Linked DNA regions of Homo sapiens: region 1 is linked to region 2. A link is a loop called in an ENCODE intact Hi-C map of the cell type or tissue named here. Cell type or tissue: MCF 10A. All regions are shown on one strand.

Region 1 (4,000 bases), 76 kb before region 2:
TAAATTGAGGCTTTTCCCAGAAATAGGGTGAATAGATGCTGAGTTACCCCAGTCAGCAAATGTCCATTTATCTCATTTGTGAACTCTGGACTCTGCACAGAGACTGTGGTGACACAGGCTGTCCTGTGACCCTGTGGCTGGGTCAGCTCCTGTGTCTGCGACAGGATGCCCTGAGTCCCCATGGATTCCTCAACCCCACACCCTGTCCTACTCTTAGCCAAGTCAGCCATGCCCCTCTGAGGGCTACGCTGCTTCAATAGGCCTGGCTTCCTAAGTACCTTTCATTATCACCCAGGCTCATACCCAGAAGCAAAGCAGAAATTTCTTTTGAGATCCAGGGTGGGAAATGGTCAGTTGAATTGAGTTGCAACCGAAGGTGAGGAAACGTCTTTTATGAAAACCCATTTCCCTCTGTCAGAGGTGATTTCAGTCACATTTTCCAAGCTCAGGATAATTTACCCCCTACCAGGGTGCACTGCAGAAGGCCTGGCTGGAAGGCCCCGAGCACAGGAGTTGATTGCTAGCTGCTAAGAGGCTGCGCTTTGTTCCCGAAGGAGAAAGCTGCAGGTTAAGAGAACATTCCCCACCTTGCCAGGGGTGACCAAGCAGGGGACTGCTTGAGGGCTGACACTGGAGTTAGAGATAATGAAAGGAGAGGAGCAAGAAGAAGCCAGGGCCTGGCTCGGCATCTCACCGCATTGGTGGGGAGAGGAGCTGTTCACCTTCTTGCACCTGTTGCTGGGCTGAGACAGATTTTCAGAGAGCAATGCCTCCTGGACAGAGGCTCTTCCCCACAAGGCAAATGTAATTAGTTGAGAGAAAAACAAAGCTCTGAAACCCTAATTAGGTGCAAAGCCCTCAGGCTTTATACATGTAAACAGCTAAGGAACAGAGGATAAGATTCTCCAGTCGGCACTCCCTTGCCAGTCCTGGGTGAGCTAATGGTGAAGTGAGAGCTGTGCCACAGATCCCATGGTTGGCTTTTTGTTGTTGTTATTTCAGACGGAGTCTCACTCGCCACCCAGGCTGGAGTGCAGTGGTGCAATCTTGGCTCACCACAATCTCCGCCTCCTGGGTTCAAGTGATTCTCCTGCCTCAGCCTCCCGAGTAGCTGGGACTACCAGCGCCCGCCACCATGCCTGGCTAATATTTTGTGTTTTTAATAGAGACGGGGTTTCACCATGTTGACCAGGCTGGTCTTGAACTCCTGACCTCAGGTGACCTGCTCACCTCAGCCGCCCAAAGTGCTGGGATTACAGGTGTGAGCCACTGCACCTGGCCCCGTGGTTGGCTTTTACTCCTTCCATTCTGCCACCCTGAAGCTGATCCTCTGGAATTTGCTTGTTTTTGGTGTGTCCAGAAATGAAGGTCTATCAGTTCTTGAAATTGGGTTGTTTTAAGTAACTGATGTGCCGGGATGACAGTGAAGAAGAGATCTCAACTGTGGTTGAGATCCTGAGTGCTCAAGTTTGGGTCCTGATGCAGAGATGTGTAAAACTGGTAAAGCAGGAGGAAGAGTGAAAATGTGTGTGTGTATTTGTATGTGTTATGGACTACATTCATTGTGGGTGGAAGGAAAAAAAATCAGATATTTTCATGGGCAACCAAATACTGAAAAATTACTTCCAAGCAAGGTCTTTGCAAATGGTATCATTACGACACAGGTGTGACTTCTAAGCATTCTGATGTGGAAAGGGGTTCTTTGGAGGGGTGGGCTTGTTACTAATGGCAATCTAATGGGTCACACACAGGGCCCCAAATACCTCTGAAGGGCTTGGCTCAACCCTTGGATTTTTTTAGGTTCTGAGCCTGGATTTCATGAAGGAAACTTCATCCACCCTGCTGTGTGCTGAGCTGACTGTAGACATGTTCATCAGAATTCCAGCAGAATGATTTGCAACAGGGATTTCCCCTTACAGTGACAGATTGCCTGGGTCACCAATCTGTGCCCTTAGGAGGAACATTGCCATCATTTCTAGTGGACGGGCTCTCGGGTGACGCATCATTAATCAGAGGGCTCTTTGCTAAGCATGAAACCGGAAAGGAAAGCACCATGGCTGTAGGGTATACGTCACCTGCGTTCCCGTAAAGCCTGATGGAAAATCTCTTCTCAGCAGAGAATACTTCTCCAGTGACGGGGCTGTGTGTTCAGTGACCCCAGATGCAGAGTCTCGGACGGGGCTAGATGCTTTCGACAACTTTTGTCTCCTTGTATCTATTTTTTCTTCCTAGCTCAGTTCCTCTCAGACACATTCTTTTTTTAGATGGCTTTAGTGCCGTTGATTAATGCTACAGTCAAGGGCTATTTCTGTTGGCCTGGCAGATGATACAGAGTCAAATGTTGCAGAATTTGAGGGGTGGATTACTGTCTCAGCTAATACTGTTGATTAAATCAGGAGCTTGGGAAGGATTTCAGCTTCCCTGAATTTTTTTCCAAGTTGACTAGTCTGTTATTTATGTTGGGAAAGCAACATGATCCCCTTTTCTAGAAGCCCTGATTACTGTCTTTTCTGCAGCCACAGTGAAGAAGGGCAAGTCATTCTACAGAAACATTCTAGAGAATACACAAACTCCTGCAACACACCTTGTATTCCCCTCATTTAAATTCCTGAGCTCAAATGATTCTCCCGCCTGGGCCTCCCAAAGTGCTGGGATTACAGGTGTGAGCCATCATGCCCGGCGTTGTCTGATTTCCAGTTGCTTCATTCACAAAAGTAGTAGGTAGCTTTGCTACAAAGAGTGGGCCAGGTCATTACCCTTGACCATTGCTTCCATTATGAATCTTTAGCTCACATTTCTCTGGTCTCACTCAGGGACTCTTCACTAATGCCTAATCTCTGACGCTACTTCCAGCATTATATACACCACGTTGCAGGAGTGTGTGTGTGTGTGTGTGTGTGTGTGTGTGTGAATATGTTTCCCTAAGAACATCTTAGAAAATCACATGGTAGGCCGGGCACGGTGGCTCACACTTGTAATCCCAGTACTTTGGGAGGCCAAGGTGGGAGGATAATTTGAGCTCAGGAGTTTGAGACCAGCCTTGGCAACATGGTGAAACCGTCTCTACTAAAAATACAAAAATTACCTGGGCATGGTGGTGCGCACCTGTAGTCCCAGCTACTCAGAAGGCTGAGGCCGGAGAATTGCTTGAACCAGGGCAGGGGGAGGTTACAGAGAGCCGAAATGGTGCCACTGCCCTCCAGCCCAGATGAGAGAGCGAGGCTCCGCCTCAAAAAAAAAAAAAGACAATCACATGGTGGAGATCCCCTTTTAGTCCCACTGCAACCCCCTCACAGAGTGAGCCTGCAATGTGTGGACACTGAGGCAGAAGGTCTTTCAAGTGGAAATCCCAGAGGATGGAAGTAGGTACAACTGAGGGTGAATGAATGCCCTCAGGGTTGCTGGCAGGCTGATACATGGATGAGGACCAGCTAGGATGAGTCATCTCAGGAAACAGAGTAAACAGGTGGAGATGGGAGGTAATGTCACACTGTGTGCACTTGTTTTAGAGTTAACGTGTTTATTGATCTGCAATGATTTAAGCAAACCATTTGACTCTGTTCTAGAAAACAAACATGGAAAACCCCATGTAATCACGAGGCTGAGGTAAGAGATTAAGGGCCGTTGACCCAAAGGAAACAGTGCTGACCTGTCTCCTCGGTGGCATATCACTCTTCAGCCACCAAGCCCCCAGGTAGGTCAGGCTTATGTAGTAAAAAGGGTGGGATTTGGAATGAAACTGACCTGGGTTTTAATTACAGCCTCCTCCACTAACTTGGCTCAGGTTACTTTACCTTTTTGACTGTTGTTTATTTCTCTGTAAAGTGGAGATATAATAAATATTTCACAGAGTTGTGAGAAGTTAGTAAAATGATATCATAGATATGCTCTATAAATTGCAAGCACTCAATAAATGAAGGCTTCATTATCTAGGAGACTGAAAAATGCCCAATTGGAGCTCTGTCTAAAGAGCTTCTTCCTCTTCTTCTCTATACTTTGA
Region 2 (4,000 bases):
TGATGATGGAGGTGGGTGGGAAGCTGGAGCTGTTTTGGAGATTAGGAGAGAGGGCTTACTAGGGAAGCCAGACTGCTGGGAACCATTGAGGCCAGTTGAGATTAGAGACCATGAGACCATACATGATTTTTCTCCAGTGGTGGTCTACAGCCCAGGTGGGTTGTAAGAAGAGAAGAAAACAAAGGTGTCTAGACAAATTTTTCTAGGCAATTGTCTAGAAAACCCAAGGTTTCTAGACAAATTCAATGGGAGTTCAGTGGGACAGGGGAGAAGAGGGTATTGGCAAGGTGATACCTTAGCTGGGTGGGGAAGAAGTGAAGACAGGAGGGGCTGTGGGGAAAGAGTAGACAGAGTTAAGAGGCTGTGAGTCTCAGTTAGATGAAAGAACAGGTGTGAGAGGAAATGAGTGAGACGCCTGAGATTGAAAGGAAATAGTGGTCAAAAAACAGAAGGTTTGAATTGAAAATTTCGGAGGTAGAGGGCTTCTAGTGTTGTGGTCCCAGGTGGGGCCCTGAAATGAGGCTGAATTAGAGTGGAGACGAGAAAGCTAGAACTGAGAGGCTAGCATTTGGGCGGTAATGTCATCCAGAATGAAGGCAGGACTTGGAGGTGGAGAGAACAAGGGAGTCAGTTGGTCACATCGTTAGTGACCAGGGATTGTGACCAGAGTTTATAGATGACTGTAGGGGGAGGGTGGAGAGAGAGTGTGGGTGGGAAGCAGCAGTAGACACTGGGGACACAGCCATCCCTGTGACCCAGCAGTCTTGTAGGATGTGGGAGAACGAGCAGGGTTATTGGACATTACAAAAGCTCAGTTTTGGCTGAGCGCGGTGGCTCATGCCTGTAATCCCAGCACTTTGGGAGGCTGAGGTGGGTAGATCACCTTAGATCAGGAGTTTGAGACCAGCCTGGCCAACATGACGAAACTCTGTCTCTACTAAAAATACAAAAATTAGGCCGGGTATGGTGGCTCACGCCTGTAATCCCAGCACTTTGGGAGGACGAGGCGGGAGGATCACGAAGTCAGGAGATCGAGACAGACCATCCTGGCCAACATGGTGAAACCCTGTCTCTACTAAAAATACAAAAATTAGCTGGGCATGGTGGCATGTGCCTGTGATCCCAGCTACTCGGGAGGCTGAGGCGGGAGAATCGCTTGAATCAGGGAGTTGGCGGTTGCAGTGAGCCGAGATGGCACCACGCACTGCAGCCTGGCGACACAGCAAGACTCATCTGAAAAAACGAAAACAACAACAACAACAACAACAAAAAACAAAAATTAGCTGGGCGTCTGTAATCCCAGCTACTTGGGAGGCTGAAGTGGAAGAATCGCTTGAACCCGGGAGGCGGATGTTGCAGTGAGCCGAGATCACACCATTTGCACTCCAGCCTGGGCGACAGAGCGAGACTCCGTCTCCAAAAAAAAAGTTCAGTTTTATTAACTAACTGTTGCATTAACGCAAGTGTCTATATGGTACCTGACCATTAGGAATGATTAAATTTATAGTACGGGTTAGCTGAGGGGCAGAATTGACTTAGTTTGGCCCCTTCTACCCTACAGATGAGAAATGCTGATACTTAGGGGTTAAGTGACTTGTCAGAGGCCACACACCTAGAGGCAGAGCCAGGAGTGGAACCTGAATCACCTCAGCCAAGCTACCTGGTTGCCTTTCAGTATCACTGGTGTCTGTAATTTTATTTTAAGTAAACATGTATTTTTTTCCGTAGGCTTTTTTCTTTTTTTTTTTGTAGTTTTATATTGGCATTTGCATCTTATTTTTTTTTTTGTTCTCTATTTACATCACATGCACTCATCTAATTAGTTGAATTTTACCCATTCATCTACCTGTTCAAATATCTTGCTGTATAGTACTGGATAAATTATTAAATAGTCTCTCAATAGTGCAATATGCAGTTTCAGTGTCAGTAATGTGAGAAATATAATCTGAAGATAAAGGAGCTGTTTTCACGTTGTCACAAAACACCAGTGCCACATAGTGTTGAAATTGGGATAAAACAAGGATTGTTTTTCAGTCTCCTTTATTAAGGTGTTAACTTACTGTTTTTGGTCTAGACCTCTCGATTAAGGATTAGGAGACTGTCACCATATTCTTTTTCCAATTCAATTAGGACCTGTGACCCTGAATGTATATGAAATTATGTTTAAGGCTCTTATTGCTTACTTTAATTAGGTAACTGATGATACAAAGGAGAAACTAGTTAAGTGCTCTCTCTTTAAGACAGCAAAGAAAGCAATTATTCTGAAATTATAGAAGTTTTTTTTTCTTACAGAAATATTGTGGCAGATTACCTGAGCTATTTTGCCAGATAATTGAGCTGCATTTTAAAAATAAAAGCTGATCATATTAGAATTAGGTGCAAGTGTGATACTTGGCTCTGAGTAGACATGTTTATTTATTTGTTTATTAGCAATGGGAATTTGTGCTAAGATTCCTGACAGTTATAATAGACATTTTACTTAAGTTTCTTGGGAGGTAATTTGATAATTTTTTTAATTTCTGGGAAGTACAGGTATGAGCTTAATATATTTTTAAAATTCTCTGTTGGTATTATTTGCTTCTTATAATGTATTAGTTTAAATTAAGACGTTTCCTTTTATGATACATTAAGTGGTACTGAAAGACCCATGTATTTTGGCTTTAAAAATTCTTTTTAGCCAAAAAAGCAGAATATATAGTGTTTCTGGATAGTACCTTCACAAACTTAAACAAATATTTTGCTTAAATAAATGTGGAAGTACCTCATAGTACTTACAAATTACCACAAAATGTTTGCAATAAACCAAATAATTAAGATACTACTTGTTCCTTTTTTTAAGTGCTTTCTTCTCATAATAAGTTAAAAATATTGTTAGCGAGTACAAGGATGCATTGATGTAATTTTCAACTATTTCAGTGAAGTTTTTCTTGGTTTAACTACTGAGTAGCTAAATAGATGACTAGGAAGAGCAACTATAAGCAAATGGTATGAATTACTCATAGTCAGAAGTACATTACGTTTGTTAATTTTTCCTCCTTTGGTATGTGAATCAGACAGCTTTCCTAATGAATAGGTGGCATGTGATATTTAGTAGTGCTGAGTATTCACTGTTCCATGAAATTAATTTTGCAAAACACACTGAGTTATGAGACCTTAAGTCCATTGCTATTAGAAAATATTTTGTTTTAAGAATACATTCAACTTAAAATATCAAACAGTAATGACAGAACTCAGAAATGAACTGGTTCTTAAAATATCTGTCAACTCTAGTGTTAATGCATAGTTTTTGAATTTTGTCCTTAGTGAGTGGACCAAGATCTCAGGATCCAAGTTTAAAAAGAAATGGTGTAAAAGTTCCTGGTGAATATCGAAGAAAGGAGAACGGTGTAAGTTGTTGTTTTTATCCATACTGTATATACCACAGTGATACATATTTTTTAACTTTAAATCTTATTCATTATTACTTTGTTATTCAATGGGCTAAGGATGGCCGCTTTTTAAAGGTTATTTTAAATTTGTTTCATAGAAACTATTAATTTTAATGATCTGTATATGGCTGACTATTGGAAGAAGTTGTATGTTTAATGTGACACAAATTCAGACAAAATAAATGCTGAGCAAGTTTGAGGAAGTATTTCTTATTTGGTGATTTTATTTGTTGCAATCATCACTTTATTAAAAATGCAAAATTGGCCGGGTGCAGTGGCTCACGCCTGTTATCCCAGCACTTTGGGAGGCTGAGGTGGGTGACTCACCTGAGGTCAGGAGTTCAAAACCAGTCTGACCAACATGGAGAAACCCCATCTCCACTAAAAATACAGAATTAGCCGGGTGTAGTAGTACATGTCTGTAATCCCAGCTACTCAGGAGGCTGAGGCAGGAGAATCTCTTGAACCCGGGAGGCAGAGATTGCAGTGAGCCTAGGTCGCGCCATGGCACTCCAGCCTGGGCAACAAGAGTGACACTCTGTCTCAAAAAAAAAAGGAAAATTATATATTTA

What was found. A loop is a pair of places that touch in the nucleus more often than their neighbours do. Peaks named below come from ENCODE experiments on the same cell type or tissue, not always from the same donor. Only the 100,000 strongest peaks of a DNase experiment are listed, where the experiment ranks them.
Region 1: a loop joins it to region 2, with 2.5 times the contacts of the local background. A loop is called at or near these places in 3 of 110 quality-filtered maps.

What each region holds. Positions count from the first base shown.
Region 1 is chr1:223,886,268-223,890,267 of GRCh38, reverse strand. No RefSeq gene overlaps it. Among named protein-coding and RNA genes, the nearest start is that of TP53BP2, 42 kb to the right of the region's middle. RefSeq lists an enhancer at 1,205-2,404. In MCF 10A, no CTCF peak of the experiment used is centred here; a DNase peak (open chromatin) is centred at 1,987.
Region 2 is chr1:223,809,817-223,813,816 of GRCh38, reverse strand. TP53BP2 (tumor protein p53 binding protein 2) reads left to right here. Exons shown (of 18, transcript NM_001031685.3): 4 at 3,304-3,386. Among named protein-coding and RNA genes, the nearest start is that of TP53BP2, 34 kb to the left of the region's middle. In MCF 10A, a CTCF peak has its summit at 1,997; a DNase peak (open chromatin) is centred at 1,986.